Regions from separate parts of the Mus musculus genome. Here regions 1, 2 and 3 are each linked to region 4. Evidence: chromatin loops called from intact Hi-C (ENCODE). Cell type or tissue: heart. All regions are shown on one strand. Links, peaks and the distances in the headings refer to the core of each region. The heading gives the core; the rest is flanking DNA. Region 1 holds the start of Cyb561 (cytochrome b-561). Region 2 overlaps Ace3 (angiotensin I converting enzyme (peptidyl-dipeptidase A) 3). Region 3 overlaps Tanc2 (tetratricopeptide repeat, ankyrin repeat and coiled-coil containing 2). Region 4 has its middle 7.7 kb from the start of Map3k3.

Region 1 (4,770 bases), core at 1,414-3,913, 130 kb before region 4:
CCCATAGCAAGCCTGTATCCGCGAGCTTTAGAGGACTTGTGGATTGCTCCCGTGTAAGCATGTGTTTGCATCGCAGCCCCTGGCTCTGCTCTCTCTGTAGGCTCTTCTCGCCTCTGTGTTTCCAGAGCACAACAGTAGCTCATCACCCCTCAGGCTGGAAATGGTCACTCCTGACCCTGGGTTTCCTCTGCCCCCACAGATCTGTGTTCTCTCTCCTTTTCCCTCCCTCTCCTTTCTCTCAAAACATGATCTCACAGTGTAACCCAGGCTGGCTTCTAACTAGATATCCCCCTGCCTCAGCCTCTTGACACATCGCACTATAGTTCAGAGCTTTGCAAGGAACTGGTGCTTGTGTGGCCCCTTACATGGCTACTCTCCTTCCTTTCAGTTCAGGGTGGGGTGACAGATCTCTGGGCTGTGACAGTTCAAACAGATACACCCCCAATCTCCACAGGCCACCTGCAGACTGGCTCCCACTTAATGTAATCACACGGGGACATGGCTACCCTCGGGGCTCGACCTGTGCAGAGCACCACGCTCCTTCTCCAAGCCCACTGTGTTTTATTAAAAGGCAACCAGGCCTAACCTCATTACTGGTACCAGATGCACATGCTGAACAGCCCAGGAGGCAGAGCAGAGCACAGGGAAGCAGCAAACCTGGCTTGGCCACAGCCCTCCCCATCAGCAGCAGGCTTTAACTGAGTTAGGAAAGACTGCAGTGGGGGAAGGGACTAGAGCTTTCCTTGATGGGTAAGATCCTAAGACACGATGAGACAAAAGGCAAAAAGAAGCTGAGCGGTAGCACGGGGCACCCAGGATGCGCCAGGAAGGAAGGAGGGTCAGCATCAGGTGTGCCTCTGCACCAGAACTTGCCAAGAGTTAAAAATAAAAGAGCCTGCTTCATTTCAGAATGGAAGAGCTGAACTTTAGGGGTTGAAATGGTTTATGTTTTTAATCCAGTCTGTATGTTGTCTTTACACCAGGGAAATTTGAAAAATATCATTATTTATTTTTATGGAGGAAGGGCTCCCATGAATGCCAACCACCTAAGGCATGGGAGCATTTGTGTGTTCCACTGTTTCCTACTGTGTGCCATCAGGGAGGCCTTGTCCATTCTCCAAGCTGGCCTCCTCAACTGTGGGGTCGGGGAGGAGGAGAGCGGGGTGGAGTGGGGACCTTAAGACCTACCTCATTGGACTTCGGACAACTTAAATGGAAAAAAAAAATATGCACAAGTGCTTAGCACAGTGCCTGCCACCTAGCTAGGACCTAAGCAAACAGCAGTTGAACAAAAATAACATCTCCTAAACGTCATAGTGACGTCAACGGACCCATGAAGATGACCAGATCCCTCCTGCCCCACCACCAACCCATTCATTCCCCCTATAGAGTACAAACTTCTAGAGCGAGGAAGACTGTCAAACAGTCTGCCTTTAGTTCTTGTTGCGGGGGAGGGGGCGTTAGACCAAGATCTCCCTCTGTAGGTCTGCTGGCTTTAAACGTTCAGTCTCCCTGCATCAGGCTCCCACATTCTAGGAACACAGCCTCTTGTCACCACAAGTGACCTAGGTGGTAATTTTAATGTCTGAAATTTCATATTCCCACTTGTACTCTAATTAATTGTGAGGCGATTAGAAAATGGAACGCAAGGCCTGGCATGGCCTTTAATCCCAGCATTCAGATGTCTGTAAGTTCAAGAAACCTGGGCTCTGCCTACCCAGGGACAATGGCAGGGCAGGGCATCTGTGTGCAACTCTACTTCTGGTTCCAGGAGCTCCTCCTACAAGGGGTGGGGTTGGAGCAGTCCAGTATTTTCCTCCCAGATCCAAGTGCTGAGGAGCAATCAAGGTATCTAAGGGAGGTGAGAACACTTTGCTTTTTGTTTTGTTAAGAAGCGGACAGAACTCAGGTATCGGAGATGGGGCTTTTCTTAAAGAAAATTGCCAAGACAAAAAAAGGAAGGGCAACCAAAAGTGTCTGTGACTTGTGGTGCTGCAGCGCCTGTGGAAAGGTGGTAAGGGTAAGAAGAGAAGTGACCGGAAAGGGGGAGGTGGCCTGGCTACCACTCCAGGAGTCAGAGGCGGCAGCAGATCCCTCTCTCCGAGAAGTTCCGCCCCTGAGTCACTTCCAAGGCCAAAGCACGAAGCCAGGCGTTCTGCCAGGATAGGAACTAGTTATCCTGCCCGAGGACGGTGGGATGCGGAAGAAGAGAAAGAGGATCCACCAGGCCCGCACCTGAGCGCAGGGACCGGCCGCGGGGACAGTGGGAGCTCAGTCGTGGCGAATGCAGATTGGTCCACTCCCACCCACTTTGTTCTACAGTACAGCCGCAGGCCCCTGGACTTGAATTCAAGTCACCAGCAGTCCCCATTCTAACTCGGGCAGACGCGGCCCGCGCTCCCCCGGCTGCCTTGCCGGGTGCCAGCAGCACAACACCCGCGTCAGGGGACAAGCCGGGCAGCGCCGGGTCGGTGCGGGCAGGTGCGCGCGGAAGGGCGGCTCGAAGCCCTGCCTCACCTGGCCACAGTCCCCTCCGCCCCTCCGCGCGGAACTCGGCTCCCCACCTCCCCGTCGCCTACCTTGTCCCGCCGCCGCCAGGCCTGCGCGCGTCCACGCGCCGCGCCCCGGACGCTCGGCAGGTTCCACGAGCCTCGGCGCGACGGCGTCGCCATGGAGACGGGGCGGCGGCGGGGAAGCGGTAGCGCGCGCGAGGAGGCGACGGTCACCTGCGCCGGAAGTCCCGCCAGGCGCCGGCACTCGGTAGGGCACCTCGGCTACACCGACCCGCACTCAGGACCCGAACTCCAGCAGCTTCGGGACTGGCTCCGGACTGGCTCGGGACCGGCGTGCGGGGAAGGTTAGCGGCGCGGGTTCGGCGCCCGGGTTCCCGGTCTCTAGCTTCTCGCTCGCTACTCTCCACGCCCAAACCCAGGAGGCCGCTAGGTGTCAGGCCTGGCCTGGGCCCAAGCTCAGCTCCGGGAACCCAGGGTCACCTCTTCCAGCCCTCGTGGGCGGAGATGGCACTTTACACTTTACTGGAAGGCTGGGAATAACCCTGCCCTTCCGCATCTGCACACCAGCCACATTGACCACATAGACACTGTTGTTGATACAGTTTGCCTCCCATTTTTTCCACTCCAGGATACACACACACACACACACACACACACACACACACACACAGAGAGAGAGAGAGAGAGAGAGACAGAGACACCAATCTAAGGGTAAATTGTGTCCTTCCAACTTCTCATTTAAGTCCTAGACCTGGTGTATGCCAAGGTCTGTACTTAAGACTGTTGCCAAGACCAAGGCTGGGAGCTTAGCAGATCCTGGCCCGCTATCCAGGAAATGCTACGAATAGATAAGAGCCTAGCTCAGACTTCCTACAAGCTGGGAACAAAAGGTTCTTTCCTGTTGGATGCCTGGCCAGACTCACGGAGAGGAGGAGAGAAATGGGGTATTTTACCTTGTGAGGCAAAGCATGACTGTGAAGGCAGTCCCTGGAACACCTCAGCATGCTGGGAGCTGCCCACTGGTAGAAGCCAGAATTGGGGCGGGGGCTCCTTCTTAGAGGGTGGGTATGCTGTCTAGTGTACGGTTGAGAGAGAACCAAAAACCGGAATTACCTTATGGTAACTTTTCGTCTGGCAGAAGCTAATGGGCTTTTTAAGGTAAGCAACAGCTTCCTTGGTGGTGCAGGCAATAAATACATGCTTATAAACTAAACATGGCGCTGAGCCATTTCTCATTGTTTGCTGGGTATATTTGGGCTCCTGGGAGGAAAAGGAGGGACCGATTTTGGCAGGATGGAATCTTGTTTAAGTGTTGGTCTTAAAGTGCCTTCCAAGACCCGGGGAGGCTCCTGTTGGGAGAGTCCTTTGTTGGATCATCCCCTACCTCATTCCTTCAAGTCTCCAAGCTGACTGCTTCACAGTGCATTTCCTGACCGCCAGTGTGGCAGTATGGGAAAGACTAGAGTTATGACGACCACACATACACTCACACACACTCACGATGCAGGGAGGGGGTCTCTGAGCGAAAGGCCTTAAGGAGCAAAAAAAGGCACCGAGCAGAATAAATTTTGTCCTCATAACCAGGACGCCAGACCTAAGGCAGACCCACTCCCACCTGGCACATTCTTTCTCCCCAGGGCTACCCAGTGCAGAAAGCTGAGGGGAAAACCAGGATTCCTAGTTACATTTCTATCTTAGAAATTTAGCATGAATAGATCCTAAGCGTTTCTCAAATGTAACCAGGTCTTGTGTGTGTGTGTTTGTGTGTGTGTACGTGCACACGTGTACACACGTGCATCTGTGAGAGGTATTGACTTTTCTCTGTATAACCCTGGCTGTCCTGGAACACACTCTCTGTAGACCAGGCTGTCTTCAAATTCAGAGACCTGCCTGCCTCTGCCTCCTGGGTGCTGGAATTAAAGTTGTGTGCTACCACCACCCAGCCTGGTTTTACTTTGAAGGTAAGTTTTTAGTTTTTTGTTCATTTCACCAGGGAAGCCTAGTGTAGGTGTAGCTCCCAAGTGTTTCTGGAGTCCTTAGAGTCCAGAGGAATGTGAAAAGCGATACAAGAATCCACATGCCTGAGCCAAACAAATTTATATCAGTTCCAAAAACTGGGCCCTGCCCTACAATATCCCCTGGAGAGCTCTCAGCTCAGCAGCCACGGCCACCAGCAGCAGCAAGCAGGTCCTGTGTCCACCACCCTGAGACTGAGGCAGCAGCATCCTCAGGTCCCTTCAGGTTGTGGATATACATA
Region 2 (4,770 bases), core at 773-3,272, 75 kb before region 4:
AAGAGCCTTCCAGGACCCATGGCCAAGGCCCTGTCTCTCTCCCACCAGGTTGAAGTACCAAGGCCTGTGCCCACCTGTCCCTCGATCAGACGATGATTTTGACCCAGGTGCCAAGTTTCACATCCCTGCCAATGTGCCCTATATCCGGTAAAGGTCTGGGCCCTGTTGACAGAGCTGGTAGGATCTGGGAGACATGGGGACTGGGTGGAGGAGTTCCAGAAAGTGCAAAGAAACCTTATGGCCACTCAGTGCCCAAGAAGTTCTGGGCTTCTTAAACCAGATCTCCTCTCTGAAGCCCACCTTATCTTTCCTCTACACAGATACTTTCTTGGTCTGATACTGCAGTTTCAACTTCATGAAGCACTATGCGAAGCCTCCGGCCACGTGGGCCCTCTGCACCAGTGCGATAACTACAACTCCAAGGTTGCAGGGAAGATCTTGGGGTGAGTGCACAAATCCCCCAGTTTCTTTCAGTTCCTACTATCTCCCTCACAGGGAGTCCTGGCTTCAGGATTCCCCTAGACCCCAAAGTGCCACCCCCCCCACCCCCCCGAGCAACCGCACTGAGCTGACATTCTGGTGGAAGTGCCTTCTCAGGGAAGACTGCACTCTCTACTACATTAACACAAGCCTGCTTTCTCTCGTGTAGCCTGCTGTGATCAGAGACACTTGGAACACACAGGCATTCACATATACAGTAAATCTACTTGTCTCCTGTGGAAAGCCAGGGCTGGTGTCCTGCCTCTGCCTTCTGATTCAGTCACCAGAGTCCCCTTATTCTATCCTTGTGAGTGTCTGGCTGTGTTTGAGGCACCCTTGGGCCATTCACCTTTCCTGACTCCTCGCTGAGCTCAACTTGGCTCCCAGGCAACTGAAGTTACTCTTACTGCAGCCTCTTGACACACTTCTGGCCGGCCTATGGTCCACTTTGACCTTCCGGTCTTTTCTGATACACTTGATGTTTAGCCTATCCCTTTCCAGGTCTGTTGTGGTCCTAGGCTTTGCCTTGAAGCCAACTTGGAGGAGTAGGTAGAGGACAGGAATTGGACGTGCAGAGCATTTTCCCTGCTGGCTGGACTCTGAGTTCTTTATTCATGTTCCGCACTGGTATTGTAGGGTAGAAAGTTGTCATTGGCTTTTTTTTTTTTTTTTTTTTTTTTTTTTTTTTACAAATGATCAAACTGAAGGTCTGAGAAGTGACTTGATCATGTGTCATTCGTTTAGCCAGTAAGAAATTCATGCTATGAATTCAGAACTGATTGCAAAACAGTTGTCATCAAGAGATGGCTCATCTGTTCCCCTACTTCACCAGCTATACTCCTGCTCTGAGAAGACCTTGAATTCCAAGCTTGGACACCATTCTCCAGGCAGTGGCAGAGGAGAAGCTTCCGAAAACGGGGAGGAGTGTCACCTCCATCCGTCCAGGGATGCAGGCCCTGGTGAGATCACATTAGGTCTTCTGGTTCCAAGGCCAGCTCTCCCACCACTGAGTTGGGGCATCTACCCAGTGGCCGGATCTCTGTTCTCTTGACTGCTATTGATTTGGGTCTGTGTCTTTAATTGTTCAATGAGTTTTGTTTCTGCCTTGCAGAGAGTTAGTGATACTTGACCTAGCATCCCCTGCATGCATTTTAGACTGTTAGTTGTACTTCTGGTCTTTTGAGATAGGGTCTTGTAGCCCAGGCTAGCCTCAAACTTGAGATCCTCCCACACTACCTCCCTGAAGTGCTGGGATTACAGATATGTGTCACTTTGCCTGGCTTCTTTTATATATGTAATGAGGTTATCTATGGCTCCTCCATGCCCTTTAACCATCTGCAACCACCAGATGGAGCAGAAGGTTTGGTCCTCTGGGCTTTGTTTCTAGAGAGGTCCAATAATATGAGCATCATCACCACCATTATCACCACCCCCTGTCAGTTCTTCCTTCCTTTATACATAGGGATATGGATGTACGCATATGGATGTATACACACACAAACAAGTGGGCTCTTCATTCAACCTCTGCTGCTTGTATTGTTCACTTAGCATTTACTTGGAACAGGCCTGATCAGTCTTCCTGTGTCCAGCAGAGGGCAATAGACTACGAAATAAACGAATCCTAAACTACTAAAAAGAAGACTAAACAGAAGAGACTTTGCTGAATATGAAGAGGGTTAGGAAGTCCAGCAGGGAACCAAAGAAAATGTCTGTCCCCAAAAGCAGACACAGAAGAAAATGACGTGTGTTTTCTCCCCAGGAGCTCATGTCTAACTCCCCTTTATGCCTCTTGCTTGGAGGGACACTTGACGTCAGTCATTCTCTCTACTTCCCTCTCTTACCCTACCCAGCGTACACAGGACTCTGTTTAACTAAACCCCAAAACACGTGACATTGTTCATCAGCCCCCACGCCCCTTCACTGTCTACACCCCTGGTCTAAAAGGACCCGGAATTCCAGGCTGAGCATCTTGTACACCATTCACTGGGTAGTGGGCAGAAGAGAGCCTTCTAAGAAAGGGATTGTCACAAGGTTTGGAAGAGGATTAAATGGAAACATAGTGGAGCCCAGGAGGAGGAGGAGGAGAAGGAGGAGAAGGAGGAGGAGAAGGAGGAGGGGAAGTAAGAGATTCTGGGGTAAAGGAACAGGAGGCAGGTGCTACCAGGCCCACCTTGACAGCTGCATAACATCCTGACGGGAGAAAGATCTCACTTTGTAAAAGAGAAAATTTCACAAAATGGCCAAGCGTAAGGAGCCTGAGACCCACGTCCCAGTGCCCTGAAGATAGGACATGGAGATATTTATGGGCTCAGGTGCGGGGAAAGGTCGTTGGATGTTAAGAGAAGGTAAAGCAGCTTAAGTCCCCAGGTTCATGGGGATGGGGATGAAGAAGGAAAGGGAGGTGCTTTCCCAATCTTCTTCCTAGGGTAGCTTTCCTGTGCGTTTGCTCTCTGGGCCCACCCTCCTACATGCAAGTGCTGAACTGGTTCTGATGGCAATAGACAGTCAAAGTAGACCTTGGATTGTTTCTTAAAGTCCCCTAGCCATGATGGCCCTGCCATCATCTGTGGATTGTGTTGCTACTTTGGAGCCTGAGGCAGTGTCCAGCAACTGATGCTACGGCCCTTTATTAGCTGTGTGTAGCTGGGCTCTCTTCACACAGGCCGGTGGCCCGTGGAGCTGTTTCTTCATGGTCAGATTCTCAGAAGTTAAAGCTATTCTCCCAACTGTGTGTGATGGTACAAGTTTGTAATCCTAGCACCTAGAAGGTCATGACAAGAGGACCATGAGTTCAAAGTTAGCCTGGGCTACATGGTGTGAGACCCTGGCCTATACTGGGGTTTTTTTGCCTCTACCTAGGATCCAGCATCTGAAAAATTCTCAAATCATTTGGGAATTGTTTATTTATTAATTGTGACTCTTATTTTTATTTTTATTTATTTCACTCTTGATGACTCTTCGCCTTTATTCTCTATAACTAAATCTTAACAGATTTTTCTCTCAGTGGTTTGTTTTTTTTTCTTCCTGTCTTCCTTTGTTTCTTTACTAAATTCTGGGGAACTCAAACCCAGGACATTACACATGCTAGGCAAATGTGTCTCATGGTTTCTGCTAAGTATCTATTGGCCTTTAGTTCCCACATCTACCTCCAGTCGTTTACCGAGTAGCATGAACAAATCCTGCAAGTTACAAATTCCTTCACCACCTTGTGACTTGATACTCACTACGGTGATGGGCAGACATTCATGAAAGCTCATGTTACTGATGAGAAAACTCAGGCTGAGAGAGCTTAACCGTCTAAGGTTATATGCTTTCTAAGTAGCATTGCTGGGATTTGAACCTGGGTACCTCTATACAGTGACCTCTAAGCTTCCAGCCCCACCCCTTTCCTGATCAGACCCTGGAATAACGGGTTGAGAAATGTCAACATCTGCCCAGTGTTATTGTTTGTCAAGGCCAGGGTAGAGCCTGGAGCTCTGCCTTTAGTACCCTCTGCATCCGCCATGGTGAACTCAGTGAGCCTGCCATCTGCCACCAAGCCCTGGGTGTGCCTCAAGACAGCTAATATTTGCACAGCATGCAGGCGTTACACAGAAAACCTCCATGTTCACATCACTTGAATTCTCTCAATCCTTCCCTATGTGGCCAAGAAGGACTGAAGGGCTGTTGCTGCCTCAAATACATCAGCGTGAGCAGAGGCTCCAAATGGCTGCCTGTTTGAATTGAGAATAAGGATGCCCACAGTAATAGTGGACACCAATCAGCAGCAACAGTCGGTATTTATTGCTTCGCAGCACGGTAGCAACCCTGCACGGTTGCCTCCACTTACAGAGATGACACTTAGATGAGTTATTTGTCCAAGGCATCCCAAGGACAGAGCTGATAGCCACACCCAGGTGAATCTTGCTTCAACATGAGTGCTGGAATCTACTGTACTGAGAGCTCTGGGGTCCTGGAGGGCAAAGTTGGGAATTAAAAGTTGTGTTTACTCGGAGGAGGGGGATCTCAGCAGCTGACATTCCCACATGGCCTCACAGACGACTCTACTCCCCTAGGGATCTCCTGAAGTTGGGCTCCAGCCGGCCCTGGCGGGAGGTCCTCCAGGAGGTGACTGGAGAGTCCAATATATCCACCAAGGCCTTTTTGACCTACTTCAAGCCACTGATGGACTGGCTGGTGACTGAAAACGTGAAGCAAGGGGACACCCTTGGCTGGCCAGACTTCAGCTGTTCTTTTGAAGGTTGGACAAACCCTGGCCTTAGTTCTAATGCAGATCTAGGCCCTGCCCTA
Region 3 (4,770 bases), core at 1,079-3,578, 150 kb before region 4:
TCAAGTCTGCATTTTAGATCACAAAAAAAAACCCTGAACAACCTCTGAGGTCTGGCTGCTGTAGTAACCCGACTCGATGCACTTTCACCTGGAGCCAGGCTTCGCTCAGCTCCATTGTCTCAAAACCAAGATGATAGTGTAAAGAGTTTCTTCCAGAACCTGCTTAGGTTCTCTTGGGACTGTAAGGCCCATCCCAGGGTTTCCACCCAGGCCACTACATTCCGTGTTGGCTGTTATCTAATTCCATTTTAAGACCTCTGATTTCATTATTCTCTGTTAAAGGAATTGTCTCTTTTATCTAAGAGTGTTAAATGGTAATCTTTGAAAATCAGAAACAGCCAAAAGTGTTACAGATTGCTCTGAGCACTGGGTAGGGGCATGAGATTGATAGTAGGCCTTTTCCTCCCTCCGTTTCCATTCGTCTTGTGGCTGTTTGCTAACCTGATTTTTTGAAAAGCTGAGACAACTGTGAGATAGGCATCAAGGACACAGGAACCAAAGCTGTAGCACAGTACCATCTCTGGGAACACGTCAGTTCTCAAAACCAAGCCACAGGTCCAGCAAAGTAACCATGTTGCTTGTTGCTACCATGTTCTTAGGGAGCATTTCTCATTAGTGAAGGGCTGCAGGAAGGACAATTTCCTGAACAAAACCCAGCTGTGATCTGTTTGGAATGCAGTTCTCTGATAGGATCTGAAGTCATGCAGAGCATGACACTGCAATCAGAAACCTTTCATCACTGATTTAGATTCTGCCAGTAGATGGACCCCAGGCCCCCCAAGCCTAAAACAGATCAGAATTCATCTCTGTAAGCAGGACTGCTTTTACTCTGATATAGAACTGCCCCATCCTCCTAGACTAGGATAGGCACTGGTCATTTCTCCCTACCTGACCATCCACCTGTCTTTATCTTCATCTCTCCCATCTGGAAGAAGCTTATAGCTGTGGGGTCAGCCTATAGCTGGGAGCAGCAGCCTCTCCAGTCCCCTTGTGGCCTGGACACAGCTCTGTTGGTCTCTGCATCACATTGTATCTTACCTGAACCACCTCTGAGGGAGCTCCTACAGTCCATTAATAAAGTGCTCCCGCCTGTTTGGAAAGCCACCCTTACCACCTTACCTGCCCAAGTGGGTTAGAATGCCATGCAGACCTAAAAATACACCACAGCTGCCACTATTACCCATGGTCCCTCATTTTCCCAGGAAAATTAAGAGAGTTAGCGTCTCTACCCCCACCTGAAATAGCAGTGTCAAACCACAATTATTTCCTATCCATTATAAGAGAGAGTGCATGCCACTACTGGAGCAAGTGGTTTTTGACTTAAGAACACCAATGGGAGCTTCCTGAGGCAGGAGACAAGCATCTTCCCTGGATGCAGACTGCCTGCCCTGCTTTGCTACTTCACTGCCATGGTTGATCTTAGTACTGTATTTTAAATGTGCCCCTCCCTTCCCAACAATGAACATTTGCCTGGCTTCAGGATGGAAGACAAATCTTAAATGAAACTGGCAAATTCTTATCACTCAATTCACATCACCCTTAAGTAGAGACAGGTGACAAACTTCAGCTTGTAGGTTTCTCACCCAAACATGTTCCTTTGCCCAAAATTCTTGCACTGGTGGGTTTCCATCACATCATGTCTATAAATGGGTGCACTTTACTGTTTGAATTTGTAACTCTGATAAATACTGGATATTTAAGTGTGAGTAATGTCTTCATTAGAAATTAGAGTCACTCTTGTCTCTAGTGTGTTTTTTCAAGAAAAAAAGATACAAGGAAAGAAATCAAGCAGTGGGCCACAGCATTTATAGCACAGAAATAACGTTGTATATAAGCCTCAAAGAGTAAGGATTTTTAAACACAAGAAAACATTTGCAGTGATTTTAAAGTGCTTTTCCAGCAATTTTCTTAGGGACTCCTGAGACATGGTTCATTTATTTACTGGATCAGTAAGGCACACAAGTAACAATTAAAATTATTGTTTATTTACAAAGTAAAGGGAAAACCTCTGTAACATGAGAATTCGGCATGGACAAATGGAGATCATTTTGTATCTGCTGTTGTGTCTGTCCAGGTTGCAGTCGTGCACTATTAGTCCCGAGTTAATAGAGCACAACCCCCTCTCGTTCCAGGTGCCCCTTTCTAGATGTGTTTAACTTAAACTTGATGGCTCAGGAAAATTCCACTCATTAGAATTGTGTACAGTATCCCAGGTTGTTGCCCAGATATCCAAGTTTGCTGATTTTAGTTAAGCCTGGATTATCACTTTTCCTAAATTATTATAAACAGAACAGCTTAGAGAAAGGTGTTCTCCTCCCTTATATTGTATAGTAGTTTATGATTCCCTCTAAATATTGGTATTTTTATATTTCAGAGATATACCCAATAGAAAAATTTTAAACCAGTATCTAATTTAATATCCATAAGTATTTTTCCTTAGAGTTTAGTCATATGCAGTGGGATATGTGGATGTCACTTGTGCTTCACCGTACTCTACCACTAGGTGTCACTGTGACCCTGCATCATACTTACCTGGTTACAAAGAATGGCTTCGTGGAGCTGCTGCCAGTGCAGCTGGCAAGGGGGCCCTACAGACTAGAGGTTCAGGAAGAAGGGAACACAAGCCTGAGGGGGCTTCCTGCAGCCATGCCCCTGTAGCAAGGCAGACTCTGGACACCACGTTTGCGAGGTTACATTGCGCTCCCTTTCTCCCCGTTAGAAACCGTTCCTCTCAGTTCACTCAGCCTCCGGCTTTTATAACTCCAGAAGAATCACAGTTGGGTGGTTGATTAAAGATGGTTATTTTTCTACTGCAGAAATGCCTTGGACAAAACCAGTTGCTCACTGAATCTTTGCCACACAATGGAACAGGCTCCCCAGGTGGCAGGATATGCTGCCTCTGTGCCCATCTCTTGTTGAGGCTCTGAGCGCTCAGCAGCCCCACCCACCCTACCTGTCTGCCCTCAGGCTGCCCAGTTCTCAAGAAGGGGTCTGCTACCGCCTTTACTCTGAGGGCCATACTGCCCTGCCTCGTGCTTGTTGAGAGGTGTGACTTCTCCTTTTCCTCTGGGAATTCCAGACTGACCATCTACCATGACTAACAATGAACAAAGGGCTTAGGGTAAGAGCTACCTACAAAGACGCGTCATGGAAACCTTCACCATGCAATGCCTTGAACTCAGCTCTGGCTGCTCCCAAGAAAAGGCAGCTGGCTAGGGGCCTGGACACAAGCACAACGGGGCTGGTGGAGCCACTGTGCAGAGCTACTTGAATATTCACTGGGTCTTCATCAACTCTTTTTGTAATACAGACCACTCAAGGGCTGAAGTGTTGGTAACCTTCATTTCGGTGTCCAATGCCTCACAGCAGCTGAGCCACCCTGAGATGCTTGTGGCCACGTGATGGCCACAGTCAGAGCTTTGAAAGTCAGTACCAAATGAACGTATAATTGGACACCAAAAATCAAGTGTTACTCTCATGTTTCCTCACCCTGTCATCTCATTTCTTCCTGCTGACTATCGTGATCCCTACACTAAGCTGACCAGTCAGGCTACAGCTGGCTGCACGCAGATGCCAGCCAGCACCATCTCCTGGTTTCAGATAGACCTACTCCGTGGGAAGAACGTGGCCTAGCTGCTTTGTTTCTGTAGCACTTGATGGCTGGATTTTTTCCTTTGCTAATCACTAACCAGAAAATCTGGCTAGGACTCAACTCACTCCCTTCAATCCCCAGGACCAGACAGAGAGTTAATTCTGGAAAATTCCGTACTTGAATGTACCTGCCTTACTGTGTACCCATTCACTGGGGGAGGGGGGATTAGAGATGTTGGCTCTAGATATCCACTTCATTCAAAGTTATTTTGGAAATCCTGTAAGTTCTACTTCCTGTCCTGCTTTGCTTTCCTTTGCTTTGCTTTGCTTTGCTTTGCTTTGCTTTGCTTTGCTTTGCTTTGCTTTGCTTTGCTTGTTTGTTTTGTTCCTGACATTTGACTGATTCCTGCTGAGTTGGGCCGTTCCCTGTGGGGCCCAGGGCAGGTGCCATTCTCAGGCATGGCCTCCCTTCCATCTAGCACAGCATCTGTCCCTCTGTTCTGTCTCCTCCAACCCAAGACGATTTTAATTAGTACAGACATGTACAGTCTACAATTAAAGAGTGATTTGTACTAATATGATTTTGATTATTCCTCTTTGCTGTCCTTTCAAGACACTTGCTGGAAAAAGCTTTAATGCACTTAGTTTTCCTTTAGGTTTTCTATAACTCAGATGTAAAGGACTTTCTCTGTACAGTATATTATCCAATGCATGTTTGTTCTCTATCCTGATATATCAAACACCACACGGTCGTGAACTCGTGCAGTGGGGATGGCCCACACCCAGCGGAGGCCTCCAGCCCCGTGAATAAGGAAGACATTTTCTCTACTGTACTTGCTTGAACAGTTTTATTGTCTGTACATGTGAGCTGTGTGAGATAGATGTGAAAAGTTCAAATGAATGCATTTTCCTGCCCCATGTATACAGAGCGTCATCTGTACAATGAACTGTATGTATGAAAGCAAATGTACGTATTTATAAATGGTCAACACTTGGAGAAACCTGGTGTCTGCTGCTTTTCTCCTTCCTTGCTCTATCCAGGGAGCTGACTTCCATGCTCACCCCTAACTGAAAGGGCAGTGCTGAGGATGCCCACCCCCCCCCCCCAAGGGAGAACACCAAGGTCAAGGCTACAGCCAGATTCCTGATGACTTGTTTGCTCTGCTGTGAGAGGCGCGG
Region 4 (4,770 bases), core at 769-3,268:
TGGATGCTCACAGTCAGCTATTGGATGGATCACAGGGCCCTCAATGGAGGAGCTAGAGAAAGTAACCAAAGAGCTAAAGGGATTTGCAACCCTATAGGTGGAACAACATTATGAACTAACCAGTACCCCAGAGCTCTTGACTCTAGCTGCTTATGTATCAGAAGATGGCCTAGTTGGCCATCACTGGAAAGAGAAGCCCATTGGTCATGCAAACTTTATATGCCTCAGTACAGGGGAACACCAGGGCCAAGAAGTGGGAGTGGGTGGGTGGGGGAGTGTGTGGGGGACTTTTGGGATAGCATTGGAAATGTAAATGAAATAAATACCTAATTAAAAAAAAAAAAGAAATGAAAGGTTGAGGCTTACCAGTGATGTGTTTTTGTGTCAAGTTGACAAGGGGTCAATTGTACTGGCTAGGTTTGTGTCAACTTGACACAGCTGGAGTTATCTATCACAGAGAAAGGAGCTTCAGTTGAGGAAATGCCCCCATGAGATCCAGCTGTAAGGCATTTTTCTCAATTAGTGATCAAGGGGGAAAGGCCCCTTGTGGGTGGGACCACCTCTGGGCTGGTAATCTTGGTTCTGTAAGAGAGCAGGCTGAGCAAGCCTGGGGAAGGAAGCCAGTAAAGAACATCCCTCCATGGCTTCTGCTTCAGCTCCTGCTTTCTGACCTGCTTGAGTTCCAGTCCTGACTTCCTTTGGTGATGAACAGTAGTATGGAAGTGTAAGCTGAATAAACCTTTTCCAACCCCCCCCCAAAAAAAAAAGAAAGTCTAGCTGTGCTGACTGCTGTGTTGTAGCATGTCAAACACACTGGGTGTGGGATGGCTCTCGAACCCAGGTCACCTGCCGATGTATAAGTTCTTCAAGCTGGTCTGAGCTCTGAGTAATCTTTTCTGAAGGAACCGTAGATAAATAAGCGTGGAAAAGACCCAGATCTGTGACAGATAACTTCTGCTTCTGAGAAAAGACGGCTGGAAAGCCAAGATGAGGGAAACAACACCAACAAACCCAACACCAACACCAACAGAACAACCTAAGACCATACCTAGGCAGATGCCCTTATGCCTCATATCAAAGGCATGTACTAGCCAGGGCTCTTTAGAGTCGCTTGGCTACGTCATAAGTATGGACTAGCACATCGTCTGAATGGGGTAACTTGATGTTGGTTAACTGCTTTATCATAGATATGATACTGTTGTGTTATTTGACTTTTACCAACAAACCTGTAAAACAGAGCGAGGGGTCGGGAAATGTCTTGGCAAGTAAAGTGCTTGCCTTGCAACTGTGAGGACCTGAGTGTGAATCCAGAGAAGCCACCTAAAGGGTAGACATAGTGTGCATCTGTAACCCCACTGTTCCTGTGGGAGAGTGGGAGCTAGGACAGAAGAGTCCCCTGAAGCTTGGGAGCCAGTTAGCTTGACCTTCATAGCAGCAAAATAAGAGACCCTGTCTCAAATAAAGTAGAAGGTGAATACTCCCACCCGAGTCCTCTGACCTCCACACATATGCCATGGCACATGTGTGCCCACACTTATACACACAAACATACTGACATATCATGTACACCTGTGTACACATATACATACACAAAAAATACTAAAATAAAATAATTATTATATATATAAATTATCTCATACCTAGGGCTGGAGAGATGGCTCTCTCTTTTTTTTCTTTTGATCTCCTATAACATTCACATATACATGATATAAACACATATACACACATACACACACATACATAGTTAATTTTAAAAAAAGATAATAAATCTCTTTGAAAAAGAACCCTCAAATTATCTTCTTCCAAACAAAGGAGACTGGGTCTAATATGGCATCTTATGTTGACAAGACCTTGTTTATAATATAGCCCTGCTTTAGAAATGTTGAATATAAACTAAGCTGAAGGAATATGATCGTTTCTAACCTGAGGGAACTTAAGGGAACTTGGCCACTCATGTGAACAGGCCCCTTCCAATCTAGAAGAGTTCGTTAATATGACTTGTTGAGGAACCAGTTTCCTTATTAGGCAACTGTGAGAATGACTCTGCACTGACCCCTGGCGGCCGGGGTGCCTCTCATGCCCCTGCTGTTAACAAGGAAAAGCAGAAATGGGCTGACTTGAACCTTTCCTATTATGTATGGGTCCAGTTGAGCCCATAAAATATAAAGATAGTCATATCCATAAAATATAACAAGAAACCACTGTGAAGATTCATACTAAAAACATTTAAGAAGGGAAATTTTTAGTTTAGTGATACATTCTGTCTGATTCTCATCATTATACAAGTGAATTTTGTAACAATAGCATCTGTGCTTCAGGGAAGAAATCTTAGAGTTCTCTTTGTTATTTCTGCTTTGAAATTTCACTTGGAGGTCATGGAGTGAGTGTTCAGGACTCTCAGATCAATAATAAAAAATTGGGAACGAGAAGACAAAGGTATAGCCCTTCCCACTGCACAAAAAAAGCCCTGACATTCACAGGAAACAGTTACCTTTCTAAGCATACTTTATCAAACTGGCTATGGTGTCACACACCTGTCACACAAGTGCATGCAGCAGTAGGAGGACTGTTGAGAGTTTAACCTGGTCTACATCCAGAGTTCCAGGCCAGCCAGGGCTACATAGTAAGACCTTGCCTCAACAAAACAAAAATCAAATAAAAATATTTTATGTCATAAAATGTTTACAATGTAGTATTATGTAAAGATTCAAAATTACATGTATGTTAGGCTAGGGTGAAAGAGGAAATTTGTCAGAATTTCAGGAATGGCAACTGTAGAGTGGTGATATCACTGATTTTTTTTTTTTTTTGCTTTGTTTTGGAGTTTTATTTTATTTTGACTAGTGAGCCAGTCTTACTCTGTAGCCTAGGCTGGCCTTGCACTCATTCTCCTGCTTTACCCTCTCCTGAGAGTCCTACAACTGTGGCTCACCATGCCTGCTAGTGTTACTGAGTTTGTCTTTCTAGAGTCACGTTATTCTTATCAGGGGAAGTTTTTGTTTATTTTTTTTCCAGTGGTAGAGATCCGACCCAGGGTCTCACATTCACTAGGCTCTGCTACTGAACTACATCCCTGGCCCAAGGGGAGATATAAGGAACAAACTAACAAATATATGATGGGTGTGGCCCTGTATACCAGTTATTCCAACTTCCAAGGCTAGACAGAGGTTTAAAACAAGAGAAAACAAATCCATTAACCAAAACTAAAGCCAAAAACTAAAAAAATCTTAATCAAATTATTTCCCAATTAGGAGACCAACAACATTTGGAAGTCTGGGTATAGTGTGTGTGTGTTTTAAACAACAACAACAAAAACCAGGATCTCACTGTATAGCCCTAGTTATGTAGAAGATACTGAGCTTGAATTTCCTCCTTCCTCTGTGTCTGGAGTGCTGATTGCATGTGTGAGCCACCACGCCTGGCTCTGATGAACCTTTAAGTGACTTGGATGACTTACATCATCTTATCTTTGATCATTGTCCTAGTGATACAAAGTTATTCACTGCCTTGAAGCCACACTAGAGTTATATTCTCCTGTCCTTCTGGTAAGATGGAAATATTTGTGACAGGCTCTGTCACAATTTTGACTAGTATGTGTGTACATGTTAGGATCAAACCTAACCTAACTTTGCTTTGCTAAGCAAAGGCTATAGATACCACCGAGCTATATCTCCAGCCCCATTCTTATTTTTGGAGACAGGATATCACTAAGTTGCCCACACTGGTCTTGAATTTGTGATCCTGCTATCCCAGCCTCCTAAGTGGATAGGACTATAGCCTGTGCTAGCAAGCCTGGCTTACATCGACTCTTACCAGAACTGCTGCTGTGGGGCTGTGGATGTAGCTCAGATGATGCCTGAAGCCTCTGACATGATCCCTAGCATCATGTAAACTGGACATGGTAAAGCATACGTATAAATCTTAGCACTTGTGAGGGGGGAATGAAAAGCAGCATTCTTTTTTTTTTTTTTTTTTTTTTTTTAAATTTTTTTTTCATGTATTTATTTACTATATGTAAGTACACTGTAGCTGTCTTCAGATACCCCAGAAGAGGGCATCAGATCTCATTATGGATGGTTGTGAGCCACCATGTGGTTGCTGGGATTTGAACTCAGGACCTTTGGAAGAGCAGTTGGTGCTCTTACTCACTAAGCCATCTCACCAGCCCGAAAAGCAGCATTCTTGTGTGCACGAGGCCCTGGTGTACTCAGAACAGTGAAGGCTCTGGTTCCAGTCAACTGTGAAAATACTACAATGCTGTTGGATTACTTTAAAAAAAAAGTGTGTGTGTGTGTGTGTGTGTGTGTGTCCGGCCAGCCAGTGGACAGTTTTCTATGTTGTCTCAGGAACACCATGCACCTTTGAAACAGAATCTCTCATTTTTCTGGAGTTGGCCAGTTAGTTTAACTGGCTGGTAAGTGAACTCCAGGTCCTCTCATTTCACCCTTCCCAGTGCTAAGGTTGTAAGAGCATCCCACCTCGCCTGGCAGTTTTTCATGGATTCTGGCGAGTACACCCAGGTTCCTGTGCTTGCAAGGCAAGCACTCACTGACTGACTGACATGTCTCCCCAACCCAAGTTATTTTTCTTTGAATTTTGTAGGAAAGCTTACAATAAAGCTTCAAACTCCTGGAGGCTCTGACTCCTAGGTATTCTTTGAATTCTTATGGACTCCTCTGTAGATGATCTGGGGGAAAAAAAAAAAAAGAGCCAGTGGGCCCGGCAGACATGAATGCTGTGGTAAATACCAAACTAGTTTGACTTCAGTCT

What was found. Hi-C counts contacts between places; a loop is a spot of excess contacts. Peaks named below come from ENCODE experiments on the same cell type or tissue, not always from the same donor. Only the 100,000 strongest peaks of a DNase experiment are listed, where the experiment ranks them.
Region 1: it touches region 4 in a loop (2.6-fold over the local background); 3 of 42 quality-filtered maps call a loop at or near these places.
Region 2: it touches region 4 in a loop (7-fold over the local background); 6 of 42 quality-filtered maps call a loop at or near these places.
Region 3: a loop joins it to region 4, with 12 times the contacts of the local background. A loop is called at or near these places in 9 of 42 quality-filtered maps.

What each region holds. Positions count from the first base shown.
Region 1 is chr11:105,941,532-105,946,301 of GRCm38, forward strand. It overlaps Cyb561 (cytochrome b-561), which reads right to left and starts at 2,956. Exons shown (of 6, transcript NM_007805.5): 1 at 2,580-2,956. In heart, for the core only: a CTCF peak has its summit at 2,931; DNase peaks (open chromatin) are centred at 1,780, 2,170, 2,990 and 3,390; H3K4me3 peaks cover 2,247 bases; H3K27ac peaks cover 1,568 bases; H3K27me3 peaks cover 805 bases.
Region 2 is chr11:105,999,889-106,004,658 of GRCm38, forward strand. Ace3 (angiotensin I converting enzyme (peptidyl-dipeptidase A) 3) reads left to right here. Exons shown (of 15, transcript NM_001101453.3): 11 at 49-147; 12 at 321-443; 13 at 4,536-4,720. The region is part of intron 2 of Gm35971 (a long non-coding RNA gene); the gene reads right to left. Among named protein-coding and RNA genes, the nearest start is that of Kcnh6, 5.9 kb to the right of the region's middle. In heart, for the core only: a CTCF peak has its summit at 2,051 (motif pointing right); no DNase peak of the experiment used is centred there.
Region 3 is chr11:105,924,713-105,929,482 of GRCm38, forward strand. Tanc2 (tetratricopeptide repeat, ankyrin repeat and coiled-coil containing 2) reads left to right here. Exons shown (of 26, transcript NM_181071.3): 26 at 1-4,592. Among named protein-coding and RNA genes, the nearest start is that of Cyb561, 17 kb to the right of the region's middle. In heart, for the core only: a CTCF peak has its summit at 2,499 (motif pointing right); a DNase peak (open chromatin) is centred at 2,549.
Region 4 is chr11:106,074,473-106,079,242 of GRCm38, forward strand. No RefSeq gene overlaps it. Among named protein-coding and RNA genes, the nearest start is that of Map3k3, 7.7 kb to the right of the region's middle. In heart, for the core only: no CTCF peak of the experiment used is centred there; a DNase peak (open chromatin) is centred at 2,049.